Regions from separate parts of the Mus musculus genome. Here all the other regions are linked to region 1. A link is a loop called in an ENCODE intact Hi-C map of the cell type or tissue named here. Cell type or tissue: heart. All regions are shown on one strand. Region 1 overlaps Gm51626 (a long non-coding RNA gene). Region 2 has its middle 31 kb from the start of 2310016D23Rik. Region 3 has its middle 26 kb from the start of Cd28.

What was found. Peaks named below come from ENCODE experiments on the same cell type or tissue, not always from the same donor. Only the 100,000 strongest peaks of a DNase experiment are listed, where the experiment ranks them.
Region 2: it touches region 1 in a loop (2.0-fold over the local background); 4 of 42 quality-filtered maps call a loop at or near these places.
Region 3: it touches region 1 in a loop (2.5-fold over the local background); 2 of 42 quality-filtered maps call a loop at or near these places.

What each region holds. Positions count from the first base shown.
Region 1 is chr1:60,605,646-60,613,645 of GRCm38, reverse strand. It overlaps Gm51626 (a long non-coding RNA gene), which reads right to left. Exons shown (of 2, transcript XR_003947834.1): 2 at 6,587-6,944. Among named protein-coding and RNA genes, the nearest start is that of Gm38388, 10 kb to the right of the region's middle. In heart, no CTCF peak of the experiment used is centred here; DNase peaks (open chromatin) are centred at 1,505 and 4,465; H3K27ac peaks cover 2,320 bases.
Region 2 is chr1:60,805,071-60,813,070 of GRCm38, reverse strand. It overlaps the pseudogene Gm11581. Among named protein-coding and RNA genes, the nearest start is that of 2310016D23Rik, 31 kb to the right of the region's middle. In heart, no CTCF peak of the experiment used is centred here; a DNase peak (open chromatin) is centred at 3,590.
Region 3 is chr1:60,716,495-60,724,494 of GRCm38, reverse strand. No RefSeq gene overlaps it. Among named protein-coding and RNA genes, the nearest start is that of Cd28, 26 kb to the left of the region's middle. In heart, a CTCF peak has its summit at 4,120 (motif pointing left); DNase peaks (open chromatin) are centred at 5,704 and 7,724.

The sequences.
Region 1 (8,000 bases):
ACTCCCTGCCATGGGAATAACAGATGAAACCCTCTGAAATTGTAAGCCAGCCCCCAGTTTCATATTTTTCTTTCTCAGAGTTGCTGTGGTCATGGTATTTCTTCACAGCAACAGAACACTGACTAAGACATCCTGGTAGAACTGCAAAAGGAGGTGCTAGGCTATGGCTCATAGCAGGAGCTGTGGGTGAGTAACTTTAAAAAGTAGCTAAGGTCAGAGGGGACTGAGACACAGGAAATATTTGTACAATGAATGCTCTGCTACTTATAAATGTCCCATACCCCACATCCCACTTGCTCCATGGCATTTTATGTCCTGCCTCTCAGCTGAGAGAATATATAGACTTAGTTGCACATGGAAAGTGCCTATTCTCCAGACCATTGACAACCATTCTACATGATTGGCACACACCCATCTCTGGATAAGAGTCAGCTATAATAAGCACAGCTCATATTCAAAACATTCAAAGGACAGAGTGTTAGTAAGCCCAGACCTGATCTCCCTTATAGCATGCAACCAGAAAAGTCATTTCTGAGAAAAACTTTCATAAATGTTTGAACATTTGATGGTCCCTCTGTTGTATTGTGTACAAATATGGATGAACCTAGGAATTGAGATGGACAGATAACCCATCCCCGAGTTTATCACTGTCTTGCAAGTCCTTCTCCAACCAGAAGTTTAGTAATAGGTGGCATTGTCTGTAATTTCAAGAGAAGGAGAAAAAAATGGCTACTATGGATTGAACTTAGCTGTGGATCTTATTCAAAGTACCTTGTACTCATTCCCTAATTGAACATCACAGTAGCTTCTATTTTATAGAACCAGAGAACATAATGAACTTGGACGATCTGTCCAAGATCACTTGCCAAATAATTAGTAGAGGCTGGGTTCAAAGTCAAATCAGTTCGTCTCCAGAGCCTGTGCTGGGAACCACAGCACTAAATAGATCATCAGCTCTTGAGTATAGCAAATGCTACCATGACTGGAATGCAAAACTGACTTAGGAAACTGGCTCGTTTTAGACACACATTCAAAACCCATGCACTGTGTACAGGTTCCAGACCGAGTGAAATCAACTTGACTGCTTGTCTTCTTGTAATAGGTATGAAAGAATCTAAACCTCTCAAAGGGATTCCACAGAGGCATCGAAGAGTCTCCTGATAAGCCTCCTCTAATCAGAGATGTGGGAAAATAGAATCCAAGTCACAGTCTACCCAAGGTAACCATGCTAATGGTTGGTGCAAACGATAATTTTTTTTCCAAGCCATGACTACTGAGCCTGCTGCTCCTGCACACTTTCTTCTGGCCAAACTTATTGTAGTTAGAGAATGCCTCAACAGGACCAGGGTCCTCTGGCATCCAATTTCTACCTTGGCAAGAGCCCAGCCTAAGAAGGCGCTCTTTGGCTCATAAGGACCAAGCCCATCCAAAGCAAACAGTTCCCATCACTGTTTACAACAGAACAAACTTCTTCCTTTAAACAGGGCGAATGTGGAAAATCACTCTGCCAGGCATTGCTTGTTATTTTAGCTTCTGAAGCTCAGAGAGGAGCCCCACCCAGCCAAGAGATCTAGTGCTCCTCCAATGGACAAAGCATAGATTGGGAAACACACCAAATGTCCAATCAGTGTGTGTGAGGCAGCGTTGGTTTCTCTGAAAGCACATCACTGTCTTAACTACTAAAGTGATCTCCACCCAAACAGCCCATTTTAGCTCAACTTGAAAGTTCTCCCCACTTTTCCAACGCTACCCAGAAGAATTACATAATTTGCTGGTGTTCTTCTCACCTGGCATTAGCAAGGAAGAGCTTAGTTAAGTTGTCTGCCTCTCATTCACTTTCACTGTTGCATCACTCTAGACTCCTAATTAAAAGTAATGATTATCACATTATTAGTGAAATGCTTGTAGACAATCAATAGTGCCTGCTAAGTTTCGAAAAACAGGGCTGGAGAGGTGGCTCAGAGGTTAAGAGCATTGTCTTGCAGGGACCTGGGCTCAATTTCCAGCATCCACATGACAACTCATAATCATCTGCACCTCCAGTTAGAGGGGATGCAACACCCTCTTCTGGACTCTGTGTGCATTCATGTACACATGGATTCAAATGCACATGCATTCACATACACATGGATTACATTCATGCAAACACATTTAAAAGGGACAGAGAAGGAAGGAGGGACGGACAGAGAACACCCTCAGGAGGTGTAGTGGGGAGAACTGAGACTTGACAGACCCATGTCTGAAATTCAGTGAGTCATGGTAAGGCCACCGGATGACACACCCAATAGTTGGCAGTTATATGAAATCGAAGAAGGTAAATATAAGAGAAAAGACATACATGATTTGGATATGGATCTTAGTTGTTTTCTTTATCCTCCATTTCTAGTTCTCAAGTGCCAGGCATCTTTGACTGACACGTAACAGAATATTCACTGCTTCAAACTAGAAAATGACTAGGCCAACTAAAATATCAGTGTTAAGTGTACTGGGAATAGCAGTACTTATTTATATGGAAGCTGTTCTAGAAATGGAAACAGCACAAGAGAAAGAGTACTATCCCCATCCCTACCCTACTGAAGGGAGTGGTGGGCCTCAGGGTGGAACAGTAAGCTTGAGAGCTTATTTCTGAGTAAAATACAGTGAAGTATTCAAATGCCTTACAGGGGTTAATCTGGGGTTGTCCAAGCTCCTGGCGGCTGACACTCATGGGCATTCCTGGCTCTGCCATTCTTGCTTACAATGGAGCATGAGAAGGCTCTCTGACAGCATCTGCTTCTCTTTGCCCTGAAGTGAAAGGCAGAGAGTCGATGTCAGCTCTACTGTCAGAGTTCCTGACGTGCTGGCATGTGCTACACAGGGCTCCAGAGAGCTCTGCTCCCACAGACTGACTTTTATATCCTAACCCCAGGAATCCGTGTGTTGTGCATGAAGTTACAGCCTATCTGCTCTGTCAGTCCAGGAAGCAAACAGCACCAACACCAGGCACCAGAGCCATCAATCTGTTTATCATTCCCAAAAGCATTCAGACAACAAATATGGGTATCTTTGTGTACTCCCTTTTTAAATAAGGATTGCTTGAAATGTGAAAAATGTATTTAAATCATTGTCTGGGTTTTTTTTAATGGCTAAGATTAAATTTAATGAGATTCGAGAGATTTCCTTAAAGAGGATGTTCCCTGCTGGCTAGTTTTCATTGTACAGTAAGATGCTATGAAGGCTTCTAGGGGAGAAAAGTCCGCAGCTGAGTCACTTGCCTGTGAACCCTGCAAGCTACAACCACACTGTTGTGCAAACTGTACCCGTGGGGCAATGGTGGTATGACTGTTGTATGAGAAACCAACCACTTTCTGATTAGATTTGAGCCTCATCTAATGCTTAGGAGGGCATTCATACCTAGAATTGTAAATCTGGTCAAAAGCCCATGGCTGGGAAGACCACAGGCCCTGGGGATAGGAGGAAGGGATCTACTACTGTTGTTTTGATAGCGGGCATGTTATCAAACTACCTCCTGAATATTTATACTTATAGAGAAGAGCTTTTCTCAGCCTTGAGCAAGCAGCATCCCTCTGCTCAAGGCGCTGTGAATAAGTGTCTGAGAACTTAGCACTAAACAGAACTTCTACATCACCTTTTTCAAGGCTCAGGGAGGAAGTAGAAAGAATGTTAGGAGCTCGAGGATGCAGGTGGATGCTGTGAAATGCCGTCGTCTGGACATGATACGGCCACTGCACTCGGGGACTTCCAACAACTATAGTCTAACACAAGGTTACTTTTAAACCAGACTTCAAATGTACATGCTCTGAGTCTCTAATACACTGATTAATATTACTGAGCAGGTTTTTATTTTGTTTTATTAAAATACATAATGCCTACCTCAATTCATCTTTAATGTTGTTGAATTAAGCATGTCGACTGTATCAAACCAGTGCCACAAACTTCAGGCTGAGTCAGTTATGTTTGCTTTCTGTTTATTTATAAACCCCGCCTCCTGCCAGAGAGGGCCTGAAGTTGCTGTTACAGTTGGTCACATGAGTCCTTCAACCTCCAAGTCTGCAAAAACCAGTATTTCTGGTTCCGTACTGCCTGTGGAACCTTACAAGTACTGATTCATAGCAACCTGAGACCTGTGCAGACTGGCTCCAAAAACCCTCACTAGCAGATAAGGGAATTACTTATTTCACTAGCCAAGAGGGGAACCAGCCAATGTTCTGAATCCTGTAGACCCTGTGTCTTTGATATCAGTGCAGGGCAAGCAATCACTTCTACCACCACCCCTAAGTGTACCAGGCAAAAAAATATACTCACCTTGAGAGCAAACGCCTCAAAGGCACCATGTCCTTGTCTGTGACTGTCAACTGTCAACACAACCAACATTATCGCTCTTCTGCCAGCTCAGGGACGTCTGGGTTCTGTCATCACTGGCTTTCTTCTCATCAAGACAACTTTCTAAAGGAAGGCTTTCCACTCACATGTTGCCACGGCTTATTGGGAGCCAGGGATTTTCCAGGAAGTCCCTGCTAAGGGGCTGGCTGGACAGTCAGTGTTTGATAACTCAGAGACACAATGTTCCTTTGGGCTCTGAACCTGTGACCTGTCATCTAGCCTCAAACAGTCCTTAGGTAAGAGCTTTCGGAGAAGAAACTTCCTGATTCTACAGAATCTAGGGTTTGTGATCCAAGGGGCAATTTTCTCTTTTAAGCTTGAGTTGAATTAATACTATTTGTAGTATGGCCCTCCAGGCCTGGCTTTTGCTGTTTGTTTGTTTGTTTTTAATGCATCCTTGTTTACTAAAAGAATATAAAAGATATCTTAATTCATTCCTAAACATTTTATGGTTTGTTTTGTTTTGTTTTGTTTTGTTTTGTTTTGTTTTGTTTTGTTTTGTTTTGTTTTGTTTCAGAGACAGGGTTTCCCCATGTAGCCCTGGCTGCCCTGAAACTCGATCCGTAGAACAGGCTGGCCTTGAATTTAGAGATCTGCCTGCCTCTGCCTCCCGAGTGCTAGGATTAAAGGCAAGTACCACCACGGCTGGGCTCTGGTTTCTAATTAAAGCTAATCCTGACTTTCTCCCACCCTCCTGTAAAAATCTTATGGGTATAAAGTTAAGAACAGTTTGTCCTGCAGTGGTTCAACTTGAAGATTCACATTAAAATTCTCCAGACCCCTTTCTTCAATCAGCCTTTCTTCCTGAGATACATTACTATTCCTGATGAAGGGAGTAGGCAGTATTGGCCCTCCCCTCGTTACTGTTGAGGAATTTCACTCTGGGATCTCTTGCCTCTGCACTTCTTCAGATTTGACTGACAGCTTTTCCTCAATAGCAGAGTGGCTTCAAGACTTACAGAAAAAACTTTTCCTCTCAAAAGACTATTTTTCCTCTCCCTGTATCAGAAAGTCCTTCACCAAAGCAACTCTACATTATACACCCAGCATATTATCTAACATATAGCAATATCAGTAACTTCTAAATGAATGGTTGGATGAGAACCTTTACGAATGAAAAATGTTTCCTCTCTTCCATCCTCCTCTTTTAATTCCAATCTCCTGGGTACTCTTTCATTCACTCTAAATTGTTAATTCACTCAGTGGGTCTTTCTCAGAAAGCTTGTCAAGTTGAAAGGAAGGAGACTTTCCAAGTACAAATCAAAACATCCTATCATAACCCTCACAGCCTTAATATTGATTGGCAACTGGACTGCATCTAGATTCACCTAGGGTAAAGCTTCCAGGCACACCTATAAGGGGTTATCCAGTTTAGATGATTTAGGAAGAGGCATCTTAACCTGTTCAAAGTACCAAGCCCATGAGCTGGGGTCCTGAACTGAAACAAAAAAGGCCAAGCACTAACATTCATCTCCCCAAGTCCTGCCTGTGGTACAATATGGCCAGTCACCTCGTGTTCCTGTCACCACGCTGTCCTTCCACATACCTTTAAAATCTGAGCCAAAGTAAACCCCCTCCTTCCCTAAATGGCTTTTGTCAGGGATTTTGTTCCAACAAGACACATGACTAACACGAGTGTTAACTCCACACTCAACACTACTTTCAATGCGTAAACGTAAGCACCTGATTGTCTCTGGTGTTTCCACTGCTAGTTCTTTCAGAGCTGTCAGGACTCTCACAGAGAACAGGGATTTCTGGTTGCTCAGTCTTTATGAGCACACAGAATTTGAAAAAGGGGGCCATCACAGTAGATGGCCAAGATGAAATTAACTCAATGGTATTTTTGTAGACATTTTGTCTCATAGTGCTTTGTTTTTTTGTTTGTTTGTCCGTTTGTTTTGTTGGATTTTGGTCTTACTGGTCTTTTGCTTGCATATCATGGCTTCGGATTTTATGTTTTTATGGTGTGTGTGTGTGTGTGTGTGTGTGTGTGTGTGTGTGTGTGTGTGTTGACAATGTCAAAGATAGTGGTACAAATCAGCCTGGGCCATACTGAAGGACAGCTCTTTGTAGTAGTCATCTTCCTACAGAAGATGAAACAAGAGGATTAGGAATCCAGGATGGGCTACACTGAGGGATCTTATCTCAATTAGAAAAAGAAAGAAAGAAAAAGAAATTTTAAAAAATGAGATGACATAAAAAATATATTTACTTAATATCTTTATTTTACCAACAAGGAAAATAGTGCCTGAAAAAAAAGAAGATAGCATTTGCAATGGTACTGGAAATTTTTCATAACAAAATCACATATTCTTTCTGCTTCTTTATTCCTATCCAAAAGATCTGTTTATCCATGCCTCAAAAATCAAATGGGAGCAATTGAGAAATAAAAGATGTCCTCCTTGCAACCTCTTCCTTTCCATAATTATCAGCAGTTAATCCTACTGAAGAAAGCAAATGGAGATGTTTGCCATCGAGTCATGTGACCTTCGTCTCATTACTGCTTCTTCAACCACGCAAGACACCACCAGCAGAAAGGTCTGTTGTCCAAAAATCGGTCCCTAAGACAAGAGGAGCAATCAGACAGATTACTAACCAACCGGAATGGTTTCGCAGGAAGCCATTGGATCTAGAGACTTCTCTGTTGCCATTTGGGATTGAGCCTAGACATCAAGATCCACTCCTGTACCCAGTGATAGGCAGTTTCTATTCACTGTATTAACAAGTGTGAATAACAAGTGTGAAGACCAGGCACTCCATTATCTCAAGGAGAGTTTGCATAATTATGTGTGCTGACGCCTCAGATAGCCTTGCCAAGTGGTATTAGTGAGTTAGCTCCCTGACATTAAGGGGCCCAGTAGTTGACCTAACATAAAAATATCTGACCTTGGGGTCATTTGTCTTATAAATGTCAGTGAATTTTAAATAATTAATCCAGCTTTTACATCTACTGAGATGCTCCCTCACCCATCACCTTCTAACTACTGAACTTTGCTTGTTCCTCTATCTTTATCCTCTCAGAGCACTCAACTATAACCCTCAGCAGCTTAGCTTCTGTCTGAAACCCTGTAGAAATCGCCTCACACTGTGCCCTCCAGGCTTTTCTATATACATAGGCCATTCCTTCAGGGTCTAACATTACTTCCTCTACTCTATCCTGTCCTCTGAAATTGGGTTGTCCCTAAATGTGTGAGTGCAGAGTAGACATGTGTGTAGGGGTCAGGACAACCTCAGGTGTTAGCCCTCGCCCTCCACTTGGTTTGAGCAGGATCTCTCTCTCTCTTTCTCTCTCTCTCTCTCTCTCTCTCTCTCACTTCAGGCTGCCTGGCTCACAAGCTTCCAGCAGCTCTCCCGACTCAGCCTCCCTTAGCAGCACACTGGGATCACAAATGTGCACTACTGTATCCAGCTTTTACATGATCCTGGGGTTCCTAAGCCAGGTCACTCAGGACATCTCACAGTCAGGAAGCCCTTTACACCGAGTCTTCTCCCCAGCCCCTCTCCGTAGTTTTTCTTGGTCCACAACTTCTACTATTAAACCTGCATGTGCAGCCACATCACTGGACTCAAATTTCCCCTAGACAGGTCTCCACCCACCTCTAGGATATCTAGGATAT
Region 2 (8,000 bases), 200 kb before region 1:
ATGCAACAGGTCTCATGTGGGAGGTGTTTTCAGAGATGGGGGTGGCGATACAGAGGCTGCCTCTGGTGGAGGTAGAGGAGAAAGGGGGTGGGAAGGAGGAACAGACAGAGCCTTTTTTGTTGTTTTTTGTTTGTTTGTTTTTTTTAGACAGGGTTTCTCTGCAGCCCTGGCTGGCCTGGCTGGCCTCATGTTACACATGCACAGGAGGATATGGGATGTAGCCTCTCAGCAGCTAGTAATGATATGTCCTACTGTTGCTGAGGGCCCTTGGGCTGGCCATGGAGGTGCCTGATTGCTAATAGCTAACTTTCTTAGATAGCCCTAGACTATTTTCCTGGGGATAGTGGCACCCACAGTGATCTGGCCCTTCCTGCATCGATTACTAATCAAGACAAATCTACCAGAAATGCCCAAAGGCCAGTTTAAGCTAGGAAATTCTTCAGTTGAGGCTCCTCCTCTCCCATGACTCTAGGCTACCTCAAGTTGACATTTATGAATAAGGATAGGAAGGATCAGAGCAAATTGGTGAACACTGGGAGAGCAGTGGTCTCACAGAGTTAAATTCTCTTTTTATCACCAGATTTCTCAGAAATATCAATATGTTAATGTGACAATTTGACAGGAATGTCATTGTCTTAGTTTGGGTTTTATTGCTGTGAAGAAATACCATGACCAAGACCTCTTATAAAGGCAAACATTTAGTTGGGGATAGCTTACAGTTTCAGAGGTTTAGTCCATTATCATGGTGGGAGCATGGCATCATGCAGGCAGACCTGGTGCTGGAGAAGCCAAGAGTTCTACATCTTGATCTGACAGCAGCCAGAAGGCTCTCATTCTACCCTGGGAGGAGCATAAGCAAAGCAGACCTTAAAGCCTACCCCCACAGTGACACACTTCCCTACCAAAGCCACACCTACTCCAACAAGGCCACACTTCCTAATAGTGCCACTTCCTGTGGCCAAGCATTCAAACGCAAGAATCTATGGGGGCCAAACCTATTTAAACCACCACATTCCACTTCCTGAACTCTATAGGCTTGTAGCCATAACATAATGCAACTTCAAAAGTCCCCATATTCTATCAATCTCAATAATATTTAAAAGTCCAAAGTTCAAAGTCTCTTCTGAGATTCATGCAATCTCTTAACTGTAATACCCTATAAAATCTAAATCAAAAGGCAGATAGCATACTTCCAATATCACAGGATATACATTACCATTCCAAAATGTCGTAGTGAAGAAATACTGGATCAAAGCAAGACCAAAAACCAGCTGAGCAAACTCCAAACTGCATCTACAGGTCTGACGTCCAACTCCTTTCATCTTTGTTGACTGCAACACAGCTCTTTCACTTGGGCTTTTTCAACTTCCTGTTAGCAGCTTCCCTCAGCAAGTATCCCACATCTCTGGCATCTCTTACTTCTTTTGGGAATCCAAGGCAACTTTAACTTCACGGTTTCTTGTGCCAATGTCTTGGATCCACATATGATCTTCTGGACTCCTCCAAAAGATTTGAGTCACTTCTCCAGCTCTGCCCTCTGTAGCACTCTAGCTCTGACTGACTCCACTCCACTGCTGCTGCTATTCTTGGTGATCATTCCATAGTACTGGCACCTCCAATTTTCTGGAGTCTTCCACTGCAATTAGGCTTCACTAGTTTCTCATAACTTAACGGTGCCAAGCCTCACCTTCTTTGCATTACCCCTTCATTCCTGGGCCATCAACTGCCCAGAGTCTGTACCTTCACCAGTAGTCTTTGCTGTCCTCTCACAGTGCTAAGCCTCAGCTGTTCTCCATGTCCCCTTCATGCTTTCAAAACCAGTTCTACCTGCATGATACTTACACATTACCAAATCTGGCTGCTAGCACAAGGTCTATCTCTGGAACACAGCTTCTTTGTGCTCTCAGAAAATACTTCATAGAAGATTGCACCATAGTGATACTGGTCTCTTCTTAATCACTGCTGTTTTCTTAGTTCCAACTAACCAGTACCAATTGTCCCAGTAACCTCTTCTATTCTTAACTCCAAAGTCAGAGCTGCATGGTCAAAGTTGCCAAGTTTTGCTGCTTGCTTGGTTCTATTACATCATCACCAGCTTTCTGTTTTCTTTTCTCTTTGCAGAACAATATATTTATTTAATAATAAAAAAATTAAAAGAACTGGATCCCTCCCTTAAAGATTGCAGTCTCACCAGCAATGGAGGAGTGTTTTTCTTTCTCCACATCCTCACCAGCATCTGCTGTCACCTGAGTTTTTGATCTTAGCCATCTGACTGGTGTGAGGTGGAATCTCAGGGTTGTTTTGAATTGTATTTCTCTGATGACTAAGGATGTTGAACATTTCTTTAGGTGCTTCTCAGCTATTTGAGTTTCCTCAGTTGAGAATTCCCTGTTTAGTTCTGTTCCCCATTTTTTAAATTTGGTTCTCTGGAGTCTAACTTCTTGAGTTCTTTGTATATAGTGAATATTAGCCCTCTATCGGATGTAGGACTGCTAAAGATCTTTTCCCAAACTGTTGGTTGCTGTTTTGTCCTATTGACAGTGTCCTTTGCCTTGTAGAAGCTTTGCAATTTTATGAGGTCCCATTTGTTATTGTTGGTTTTTTTTTTTTTGTTTTTTTTTTTTTTTTTTTTGGCTTTGAAATTTAGAAACAAGTTTTATTTAAGATCTGAACTACAATTCCTAAGTTATCAACTTTTCAGAAAACTGTGGCTACACAATAATGCATTGCCTCTATCCTGTTAGAACATGCATTAGACCCAAATACAAAAACCAGGAAGGAACCAGAGCATCTCATCACATAGCATTAACACATATTAGAAAACTGTGTAGTGTCAAAGGGATAGAACCACCAGCATTCAAACAATGTTGTCAACTAGGCAATAAAAATGGTCTACTGAATTTTTTCTTTGTCTAATTACTACATACACTGGTAGCAGCTTTGAAATGAGGAAAGGACCTGGGTACTCCTTTTATTTTCTGTCTGCAACAGAACAGGAAAACAATCTGAAACATAAGCCCAGTTTTACATTGACAGTTTTAAAGAACATCAATTATACCATGAAAGGACACAAACAAAAGTCTTTACAGATACCAAACAATAGTGAGTGGTCAGTAGTGGTCACAGAGCTTGCAATGACAGTCAGCAGAAGCCACTTTGTAATCATTGGCAGTAAACATAGAGGCAGAATTCTTTGCCAGATGCTTAAGGAGATCATGCAGATAGCCCAGCCATAATGCCAGGCTTTTTTCATCAAGGGGAGTATACATTGCCCCAATTCTCACGAGTAATCTCAGTAGGTGTGGCGCTCCATAGATCTGCGACATTGACGCGTCAGGGTGAGCCAGCAGAATCTCAGCATACTGAGGCCTTTCAACCTCGCAGAGCAGCTGAGTGCCCAGCATCACATTGAAATACTCTTTTACCCCTCCCACAACTTCACCAAGTGCACGCTCCTTATTATCAACATTTCCCTGCGATTTCTTGCAATTGGCATACTCCTCAAGAGGAGCTGGAACAACCGCTTCTGTCTCGTAACCAAGTCCCAGTCCTCCACCAGCCACAGTTTTAATTCTTCAGGGATCGTCGCCTTCACCTCCATCCTACTCTTGAATGCCTCCTCGCTCTCCACAGCAGGGTCAGCCCATGCCCTTTTCTTCTGAGGTGTCTGAGGAACTTCACTGGTACTGCCACCGTCTCTGTTGCCAGGAGCCTTCTGCTTGTTCTTCCTTGTCTTCCACACAGAACCAGAAGCGTGTTTTTCAGCAGAGCGACCTCCCCATCCTCCGGGCAGGGCCGGATCGAGATTCTTTGGCTGTGAACCAACTGACTTCTTTCCTGAGGCAGCTCCTCTCTCATCTTACTTCTCTGTATATTGCTTCGAGTTGGTTTCTTAAAGTTGTCTTCTTCTGCAGATTGTTGTCCGAGTTTGTGAAGCCTGCTTTCTGGAACTCATTCAACCCTGTTTTTATTCCAACAAAATGTTTCTTCTTTCCCTTCCAAGGATTCCTAGTAATCTCCTAGGATGGTCTGGAGAAATGAAGTGGGAATACAACCCTGTATTCTGCAACTAGGATTGGTTCTGCAACCAGGGTGAGATCTCCTGATCCTTACTGTGTAGCAAACTTGGCTTTTCTGATGATGACCTGAAATGAGAATCCAGCCTCTGTCTGCTGAGTGCTGGAATTAAAGATGTGTACCGCCATGCCTGGGTTTAACCTTTTCTTTATGTCCAAGTGAAAACAATAACTAGGTCATAACCCTAACATGATATAACTATCTCTCATACGGCCAAAAACACATAGTAAATTTAAAATAAGTGGCAATGTCCCCTTTTCAACATCTTTTTCACAAGATGGAAGCTTAGCTGGGTTGGATCCCCCCTAGCCCCACCACCTGAGGTCACCACTCACCCTGTTTGTCTCCTTGAACACAGGATTTAGCTCCATTCCACTTCTCGGTGCCCTTTCAATACTTGAACAAGCATTGTGTACTTTTCCTTTGTAAGCTTCCTATGCCTGATCTAAACATTCTTCATAAGAGTGAATGACAGAACTAAGTCTACACTAAACTTTTTTGAAATTCCCTTTGTCAATGCAATTATTCTAAATCTCTTCACCTTAGCCTCAGACAGACTCTTCAAATGAGGGCAAAACGTAACCATATTCTTCACCAAAATGTCACAAGAACGATCTCCAGGCAACATACTAAAATTCTTCTCTGAAACTTCTTGAGCCAGGCCCCCAGAGTTTGAACCATCCTCAGCATCAATGTCTTCTATGTTCCTACTAGGTTGGTCCATTAAGCACCACTTAAAACATGTGCTGCTTTCTAAATCCAAAGTCTAAAATCTACATTCCTCCAAACAAAAACATGATCAGGTCCATCACAGCAATACCCCAGTCCTTGGTATCAAGTTCTATCTTAGTTTGGGTTTTATTGCTATGAGGAGACACTATGACCAAGGCAACTCTTATAAAGGCAAACTTTAGTTGGGGCTGACTTACAGTTTGAGAGGTTCAGTCCATTATTATCATGGTGGGAAGCATGGCATCACGCAGGTAGACATGGTGCTAGAGGAACCAAGAATTCTTCATCTTGATCTGAAGGCAGCAAGGAGGAAGCTGTCATTCCACACTGGAAGGAACATAATTATAGGAACCCTCAAAGAACACCCCTACAGTGACACACTTCCTCTAACAAGGCCACACCTACTCCAACAAGGCCACACCTCCAAATAATGCCACTCTGTAGTGGGCTTGGCCTAGTGCTACTTGTATTCTAAAGTCAATTTGAGTCCCCAAAATTGTTTGCAGGAGAGAGTCCACTTGTAAGACAGTGAGGGACCCTGCCCCTACTTAACTCTGATTGGTAAAGAGGCCTGCAGCCAATAGCTGGGCAAGGCAGACAGAGGCATTCGCAAACTAAGATAGAACTTGGAACCAAGGACTGGGGTATTGTTGTGATAGGCCTGGCCATGGTTTTGTTTGGAGGAATGTGGATTTTAGACTTTCAGATTCCCAGGCTTGGGGCTGGGAGAGAAGGAGGAAAGAGATCTGCCATTCTGGGAGAGAGGGGAGGAGAGGAGAGACACCATGCCTGAGAATAGTACAAGACACGGAGAGATGGTCACCATGGAAAGAAGCCAGGAGAGCATGGCCCAAAGGGCTGCCCAACTGGGTCCAGAGCAACCAAGGTAAAATATAGAGTTTAGTAAGTGATAACTCAGGATTGTTGGTGGGAGGGGGGTTAGTCACGTGGAGGTTAGGTAGTGGCCCAGTTATTGAGCTGTTTAAGGCACACCAAAATATAAAGGCTGTGTGTGTCTTTCATTCTGGAACATAAGGTTTCATTAATTTATTAATTAATACTACACCACTCCCTATGGCCAAGCATTTAATCACATGAATCTATGAGAGCCATACCTATTCAAACCACCACAGTCTTCTATAATGTTTAATTTCTTACCCCATCTTCTTTAATGCTTTTTCTTCCATAATACCATCTTAAATACACCTTGTCTGTTGGCCCTTCCCTTTTGGTTTCTATATTCTGAAATCATGATACTGAATTCTCAATATGTATTCTGTAATTTTGGCTACATTGGATTTCTATTAACAAACAGAATAACAAATGCTCCAAAAATGTTTTATTGGAGCAAAGGTCCACAACTGATCCCACCAAATATAATAGAGTGTAGTATATGGAGTATAGGATATGGAGTATAGTATATGGAAACTGGAAAGGAACTTGAAGGGCTCTAGGAGGCCCAAAGGAGCAAACACAGGCCTGAGCGCAGCAAACATGGCTCTGACAGGTTTTATCTTTTACCTCTCTTCCCTTGCTAAAAACCATTAGATTATATTCTTAAAACTAGCCACCAAAGTTTGCTCCCTTATTTGGCCATTTCCTCCTCCTGAGGCTGACCACCAAGGTCCAGCTATCAAAGTATCAGTCCAGCAATCAAAAGCCCCCTTTTGGCTCAACTAATTAGCAAGCTTCATCAAAACAAAGCAACTCATCCTAACACAGGGTTTCCCCCTTTCCTTTTATAAACTGCCATTTGCCTAGTGCCCATGTCTGTCTCCCTCTATCTAGAGACAGCCCTTTGTTCTTTTGGAGCAAATATACCTTTCCCTTCTTTTCCCTTCTCTTTGGTCCTCTGTCTCCTGTCTTTCTCTCTTATTCTCTGCCCTTTGTTCCTCTGGGGCAAATAAATTTCCTTTGTGCTGAGAAGTTGGTCTTGGAGTGTCCTGTGCCAACTCTGGTCTTTTCAAAACTATTTTCCAGGATCCAAGCAAGTCACTAGAAATATGAACTATACTGCATGGACAGATCCCCTTCCCAAACTATAGGTCAGATTTGCATAAAAATAATTTGACTGTCAACTCTATTGGTGCCATGAAGTGTCTTAATCACAGTTCTCTTTACTTCTATTTTTTATCTGTGTCTGTTTGGTTGGTTGGTTGCTTTTTGGTGAGGAAGTTTAAATTCACAAATTCCTTGCCTCAACTTCCCAAGTGCTAAGATAATCCTGACAGGCATGTGTCACCAATCCTGCTACTACAGATTCTTTTAAAAGTACAGTTTGTTCATGACACATTTTCAAGTTATACAAAAGTTTTAAGGGTAGGCAGTCTGTGTAATATAGGACTCAGCCATCATGGTATGCACAGTAAGGTAGAAAAGTGGAGCACAGCTTTTCCCTTGGCACATTCCAGGCCTACCTTTCAATCATTTTCTTACTCAGGGTATGAAAAGGCTCCCCATACTCCCTCAAACTCACAGATTTGCTATCTTCTGTTTATACACTCATATCTTACACACACACACACACACACACACACACACACACACACCCTCTTCCCTTCTGTCAAATGTTTTCTCGTCTCTATGACTCAGATCATAAGTTCTTGGGCCAAATCTAATTCCCTTGCCCTTATTTTCCCTTTTTGTATCATGTTTAGCACATATAATCTTTCTCAAACACCCAGAGGCTACCCAGGGCACCTCTAACTACCATGGCTGTCTCTCTAAATATCACCTACACCTTCTTCAGTGTGAGCCCCCCATACTCCCACAAAACTTTATGGCTCATCTGCTCCACTCCAGCCTCAACTGCCAGGTTCAAGCTTCCCCCAATTTGTAAATGACTACCTTCTGCAGAAGCCCGTCTAGAGTCAGAAAAACAACCTTGGGCTTGATTTGAATGTGAAAACCACTGTGTTCCTCTCTTTGCTAAAATAGTTACTGTGCATGGCCCTTTTCAGTTTCTAGACCCCTTTGCCCTAAAAAACATGAAGAAAAGAAAAGCAGGTGGAAAGGAAATCTTGTACATTTAACTCATTCCCTTTGCTACCATGCCTTGTTACAAAGCCTCAAAGACTTAAGAATATCTGAGTTAGGTTGTCAGGTTGCCATCTGCACTACCTGGCTTTATGGCAACTTGACACAAGCTAGAGTCATCAGAGAGAAAGGAGCCTCAGTTGAGAAAATGCTTC
Region 3 (8,000 bases), 110 kb before region 1:
ATTGCAAAATCAAAAACTCATCTACACTACACTACTAGAACACAGTTGTCATCAATCAAGCATGGTGGCACATCTTTAGTGCCAGCACTCGGGACAGAGACAGAGACAGAGATAGGCAGATCTATGAGTTCACGGTCATCCTCAACTACAGAGTGAGTTCCAGGACAGCCAAGCTGAACAAAGAAACCCTGTCTTGGAAAAAAAAACCCAAATAAACAAACAAAACAAAAAGAAAACAGTTTTCAAATATTTGAGGGAGGGGTCAATATGGTGGTGTTAGTTTGGGGGGGTGTCTATGTGTGTATGTTTTGAGGGGGATCAGACTTCAAGCCTTATTCATAAGAACGTACATTGAGCTACATTCTACAGAGCCTTTTTTAGTTTTCTGATACAGGGTTTCACTGCATAGCCCAGTGAAATTCCCAGCTTGGAATCCACTCCAGTCCTGCCTTGGCCTCCCATTAAAGCTGTATACTTCAACACTTGGCTTTAATTTTTTTCAAAGGAATATTTGCATCAAATAATGTGGTAAGAAAATAATTTGTGATTTCTACTGATGACAAAGTCACAAGTTAAAGTAAAATTACTGTGGTTCATTGCCTAAATATATCATTGCGGTGTTAAATTTCAGTTAGAGAGGATCGTGAAAAAGATGTCATTTTCCTCACTGAGTTTATATAGATGTCTCCCTAAAAAGCACTGGATAAGGCAGAACATCTGACAGTCATTAGCACCTCATATACCTACACATGAATCATAAACACAAACTCGCACATACACACTCAGCACTGTATCATCCCAGACCTGGGATCTGAACACATCTTAATGACATGCATGAGAGAGGACACTTCCCAAATGGCTGTTATTCTAAAAGATGGTGAAACAGACAGTGTAAATAACATCATACACTTCAGCCTCAGTATGCTGCAGAGCTTCCAGTTCCAAATACTGGCTGACTGTGGATGATGGCTTCCACCATGGCTCTGATGCTTGGGCCAGGATCAGAAGCTCCACCAGTCCACTTGTCTAGTTTTTTTTTCTCCCTTGCATTTTAGATGTAGTACAACTTTCCATTCTGACCATTATTACTCAGTTAGGATGAGACTTTAAATCCATGATGGGAGGACCTCACCCACGCCCCGAATCCTTTTTTTTTATAGTCTGTTTGTTTTTTTATCTTGATGTGTATGTGTGTATATACCATGTGTGGGGAGCATATGTGGAGGCCAGAAGAGAGTCTTGGATCTTCTTTAGTGATGTAGCCACTGTTAACCATGCTCCAGTAAATACACCCACCCCATGCTCATGAAAGCAATTCTAATTAGACTCACTGAGTCACATCCTATATCCTCCAAAAACCAAGAAAATGCATGAAAATAAGGGACAAGTTTGGGAAGAGGAGGGGGATTCAGCAGAAACAGGCAGGATGTATGAGGGTGTAGTGGATGCTTGTGAGTGTCCTGGTTTGCCTTCAATTGCTACAGTAGACACCATGACCATGGCTCTTGTGGATCCTGTGAGCCATGCCATGTGCGTACTGGAAACAAAACTCAGGTCTTCTATAAGAATGACAATCACTCTTAATAACCACTGGACCATCTCCCCAGCCCAAACAATTCTTGTTCTAGATATAGAAATGAAGCCCCAACTTCTTGAATACATTCAACACATACCTTTGCATATTATATCCTGTGAATAGATCTGAACATTTTTGGAGGGCTTTTGCCAGTTAGAGCACATACTCCCACACCGTAGGAGACTCCTAACATTGCGTTTCCTTTTGCTTTCTCCCCTAAAACAAGAATTCTTTTCAGCCATCAGGTCATTAAGATTACTTCCTTCCACTCTGTGATATATGCTCTTCTCCTTCACTCTCCCCAAAGTGTATATCTTCTCCTGACAGAGTTTTTCGGTGGTGGTGGTGGTGGTTTGGTTTGGTTGTTTGGTGTTTTTTGTTTTTGTTTTTGTTTTTTGGAGAGGGTGGTTGGTTTTTTTTTTTTTTTTAGCTTTTTCTTCTTTTAGTCTTCTTTCATTTTTTAAAAATGTTTTATTCTTTGACAATTTCATTCATGTTTACTATATTTTTGGTCTTTTTTACTCTGCCAGCTAGTTTGTTGTTTTTTGTTTGGTTGATTTTGGTTTTGTTTTGTTTTGTTTTTGTTTGTGTTTGTTTGTTTTTTTATCAGCTTGACACTAGCTAGAGTCTTCTAGGAAAAGGGAATCTCACTTAAGAAAATGCTTCTATTCAGATTGCCTATAGCCAAGTCAATGGGGCAGTTTCTTGATTAATAATTGATGTGGGAAGGCCCAGCCCACGGTGCCACCCCCAAGCAGATAAACCTAAATTCTATAATACAACAGACTGAGAAAGCCATGAGGGCTCCCAGTGACAAACCTCCTCCAACTAAGTCTTTTCCAACAAGGCCACACCTCCTAATATTACCACTCCCTATGGGACTATGGGGGCCACTTTTATTCAAACTACCACAGTGTTTATTACAGCAATTGAAAGCAAACCAGGACAATCATGTTCACCCATTATAGCCTCTCATACCTCCTGCCCTTTTCTGCTGAATCTCTTCTTCACAACAAGTCTATCTAAGTTGTTTGTTTGTTCGATTTGTTTTGTTATTTACATTCCAAATGTTGCCACCCTCCAGGTCCCCCTCCCAGAGTTCCCCATCCCACTCTCCCTCCCCTTTGCCTCTTAGAGGGTGTTCCCCCTCCCCATCCCCATCCTGGGCATCCCCCTTCCCTGGGGAATCAAGTCTCTACAGGATTAGGTGCATTCTCTCCCGCTGAGGCCAGACAAGGCAGTCCTCTGCTACATATGTGCCAGGAGCCTTGGACCAGCAAATGTATGCTCTTTGGTTGGTGGCTTGGTCTCTGAGAGCTCCCTGGGGTCCAGGTTAGTTGACACTGTTGGTCTTCCTATGGGGTTGCCATCCCCTTCAGCTCCTTCAATCCTTCCCCTAACTCTTCCATAGGGGTCCCCGACCTCAGTCCAATGGTTGATTCTGAGTATCTGCATCTGTCTCAGTCAGCTTTTGGTAGATCCTCTCAGACAACAGCCATGCTCTCTAACAGTTGCTCCTATCAGCAAGCACAACATAACATAAGTAATTGTGTCAGGGTTTGGTGCCTGCCCATAGGATGGATCCCAAGTTGGGCCTATCACTGGATAGCCTTTCCTTCACTCTGCTCCATTTTTGTCTCTGTGTTTCTTGCAGGTATGGAAGAAGACAGGAGGAGAGAAGCCCAGTGGGCCAGGAGAATGAACAGAAATAAGCAGCTTCTGGGGGTGAGGTGTGGGGAACCTCTAAAGTTCCAGAAACCTGGGATGTGAGAGGCTCCCAGGACTCAATGGGGGTGACCTTAGACAAAATTGCCCTGAAGAGACCACCTCCAGTAGACAGACAGGGTCCCCAGTGGAAGGATGGGATCACCAGCTCACCTTCAACATTGTTGACCCAGCACTTTTCCTGTTTACTAGTCTGCCTCTTATTTTTACATATTTATTTGGTTTTGGAGGGTGTGGGGTGTGATTCGTTGAGTCTAAGTAGGATGGCTTTCATGAGCACGGGGAGAATGTATGTACTGGAGCATGACTGACTTAACAGTGGCTAGACCACTGAAGAATATGAGTTTCGCTCTCCTACCAGTCATTGCCTGCCAATCATTCTTCAGGAAGGGGGAGAGGCTTGTGATATGATGTGATAAGCCCTCATCTTGTTTAGGTCTTGTGAAAGTAACTGCAGCTGCTTAATTCATGGGTATCGTGACCATGTCCTATCCACAGGCAGCACTTCATTATTTTCTAGCCCTTGCCTACCACTTCTGCAGTATTCCCTCATCTTTGGAGAAAGTAGCCTAAATGTCCCATTTAGATTAGAGACAAGCACTCAAAGGTCACTTACTCTCTGTAATTCAACCAGTTCTGAGTCTCTGCATTAACCACTGCTCACTGAAAGGAGAAGCTCCTCTGACCAAAGCTGAGGGCAGTGCCAATCTGTAGATATAAAGAAGATATTTGGAGAGACTGGAGATGGCTCAGAGGTTAAGAACACTGTCTGCTTAAACAGAGATCCTGAGTTCAATTCCCAGCAACCTCATGGTGGCTCACAACCATCTGTAATGAGATCTGGTGCCCTCTACTGGCCTTCATAGTTACATGCGGGTGAAGCATTGTATATATAGTAAATAAATTGAAGGAGGAGGAGGAGGAGGAGGAGGAGGAGGAGGAAGGGAAGGCAAGGGAAGGCAAGGGAAGGCAAGGGAAGGCAAGGGAAGGCAAGGGAAGGCAAGGGAAGGCAAGGGAAGGCAAGGGAAGGCAAGGGAAGGGAAGGGAAGGGAAGGGAAGGGAAGGGAAGGGAAGGGAAGGGAAGGGAAGGGAAGGGAAGGGAAGGGAAGGGAAGGGAAGAAAAAAGAGGAAGAAGAGAGGAGGAAATTTAGAGGCAGTTTGACACAATTATCCACTTGGGCTTTTAACCATGTTTACAGAACCAGGCATTAATTCTCTCCTATAAAACAACCCTCAAATCTAAGCAAGAAACAGTTGGTTACCACTTAATAGCCTTGCCACTGTGGCGTTAGTAGGCACATCTTGCCCAGACAGTCGTTTCTAGCCCTTGGTAAATTTTCATTTATTCTGTACTGCACATAACAGTCTATATTTCACAAATGAATATAATTTATAATTATTTTGTAGGTAGGTTTTCGTTTGTTTGTTTGTTTTGTCCATTAGACCTCTATTAAAGGCGAAATTTCTTATGGACAGGAACCATGCCTGATTCGTACATGTCTGCACCTCAACCAAATAGACACTCAACCAAAAATTGGTAAGTATTGAACATTCTCTATTATAATATGATGCTCTACAAGCTGTAATGTATTGCTTCTATAGACTAGCAATTGAGGAAGGTAAGCAGAGTGAAGTGTACTAGACAGAGTATATCCAAAGTTGTCCCTCTAGTTAGATGGATCAGAAATGGAATCCTATTTAATTTGGTTTGATGGTCTGTTACCTGTTGGTCCAACTGGCATATTCACTCCACATGCTGTGCCAATATCTCACAAGGTATAGGTAATCCTGATCCTACTTCTCTGATTCTTAGACAGATGGATATATGAAGCATAATGTTACTTAATCTCTGGAATCATGAAATCTGTTGCCTTAGTCAAACTCTAGTCCTGGATAGCAAAGTGGCCTTTCAGCCAGAGTCACAGTACCAGGACAAGTCAAAATGTAGGTAGAACTCTCCTCACTGGGATCTATTTCTTTGGCAAGCCATTCATTCATCCAAAAATGGTTAACGAGATTAATCATTTAATGAAAGCTGAGAAGATAAAGGTAAATAAAACATCTCAAGTGGTTCAAGGCAGACAAGTGCAAAGTAAGTTTCTCCTTCCAAATTAATCGAAAGAGGATATGTTATATTCTGGTTCATCTAGAATTATCTTCCTAAAACATCTATACACTAGGTACATCAACCTACTTTATAAATGCACCACGGAAGAATTAATGAGACTGTGCAAATATACGTGTACAACCACATTTATTCTTTCATGAGATCCTGAAAGTATACAAAAGAAAATGAACCTCCCACCCACAGACATACAAACCAGACTTCACCATTTAATACAATGACTGTTCCTTTAAGAGATGTCTGGAGTCACTTCCCCACCCAGCCCAATAAGCACAATGGAACATTTTCCTTGAGATTACCTCACTCCCGCTGACCCACACAGGAAATAATTATTTTGGTAGTCTCTCATAAACAGTAAAATATACTTGCTTGAAAAATAAGCTCTTTGACCCTGTAAGTCAGTGGCTTCGTGAGCATACCAAACTAAGTATCCTTCCAAATCCAACAATTTTGTACGTAAATGGTGCCTTATTCTTGAATTGTGGGTTCCCAGATCCAGGCTCCACTTGACAGTTCTGCCAAGATGCCACCACGGACAGTGGTTTCCTTGTATTTCTGCCTAAAGAAGAATGTGGCATCAAAGAAAAATTATATTTCTTTCCTAAGATAGAATTTGGAAATTCAACAGATGTCCTAGCAACAGATTCAAACACAGTAGTCATGGCTGAGAAATCAGCTCTGCTCTTGCATGTATCCATCCTAGGGTGCACCAGAGAAATGCAGCGATGTTTAAAAGAGTGATGGTTTGGAATGAAATTTCTGAGTCTAGTGAAAGATCAAGATGTCCACTCCTAAGCTAACTGAAACCTGCTACCATGTATGTCCCTTTCTTTCACTATAGAATCCCCAAAGACAGCAATGTAGAGGATTCCAAGCAAACTGTCTGTGAGAGGAGTCTGGCTACCTGCAGAAAACAGAAGCATTGGAGCCATAAGGCCATGTTCCCAGTTGAAGGTGACACTAATCTACTGAACACCCAAGTCACTCCCTTGGTATAAAAGCCCATTGGGCAACTGGAGCCAGGGGGCTGTCCCTAAATCTGATGCCTGTCTTTGGATCTCATTTCCCTAACTAAGCTGCCTTGTCTGGCCTCAGTGGGAGTGGATGTGTTTAACTCTGCAGAGACTTGATGTGCCAGGGTTGGGAGATAGCCAGGGGGACCTCCGCCCTCTCAGAGGAGATGGGGAGAGGTATGGGGGAGGGACCTTGTGAAAGAGAACTGGAGGAGGTGAGGACAGTGATCAGAATATTAGATAGATAGATAGATAGATAGATAGATAGATAGATAGATAGATAGATAGATAGATAATGGAAAGGGAGGAAAAGCCTTTCGGGACTACCTGACAAGCACCCAAATTGATTGGAGCTAAAGACAATGGTGTGTTTTCCTACCTCTTTCAACAGTCTGCAACTAAGCAGGTCAGATCAGGACTCAAAATGTCAACTGAAGAATCAGGAACTCAGTTACCTTCCATCAAGTCACCACACTCTTCTCTTTCAGGCCACAAGCCAGAAACTGGAGTATTTCTGCTTATTTCCTATCGACGAATGCTTAGTCACATGACCAATGTAGCTTCATGGTCGTTCCCATTTCCATACTCAGAATTCAATGATAATGAACAAAATGGAAATCAATACCAAGAGACATCCAGGAGTCTACCACACTCCTCAGCTTTCTGATTGTTTCACTTAATGATAGATATGTTATCAGAAGACATAACCTCTTGTCTTACATAACTGTTGTAGTACCCATCCCTCCCAAATTACTCTGCTCATTAGACCTGTGTTAGTTGGATCCACTGACATACTAAGGCATGAAAGATCCTAAAGAATGGAGCCAGGGTTCTTGTGCACAACTGTGTGATAACATCTGGCCAGATGTGTAAGCAAGCTTGCTCTTACCTCTGGAGTCTACCTTGATGACCACAATACCCAACTATTGACCCCATGGTTGTGAGGGTCACCTTGTTTCATTTTGTCTTCCTTTCCCTATACATAATAGGAGAATTATCCAAGGTGACTCCCAGACAACTTCAACATTGGAAAGGAAAGAGAATGTCTCCACACTTCAACTGAAGGTAAACTAGTCCAAGAAAGGACTTACATGTCAACTTGGAACTTCTCTGAGAGCTTCTGGGATGGTACCAAGAAAGAAGCTATGTACAGAGGAGGCTTGGGAGTGACTGGGCCAGTTCCCTTCTTGTGTCCTTTGGAGTTGCTGACTTCTAAAGGCACAGAGAATTCCTGACTGGGACTTCCCTCTGGCTTCCACTCACTGAGGAGGAATGGAAGAAGACTCTCTGGTGAGTGGATTAGAATCCCACCTGGTGTTTACACCAAGCTACAGGATGTGCTTAACATCCTGGCATGAATGGGCCAGTGCTTGGCGGCAATGAACAGCACCTGCTTCGAGTATCTACTTGGCCAAATAAACGAACGATACTCGAATATCAAGTAATTTAAGAACCAAATATATGGATGCTCAATAGCTCAAAGACCTCTGAAAGGCAAAGCAGTAGTGGAAACCACATCGATACAAGTTCTTCCTAAAGGAATGAGAAAAAGACGTAAATT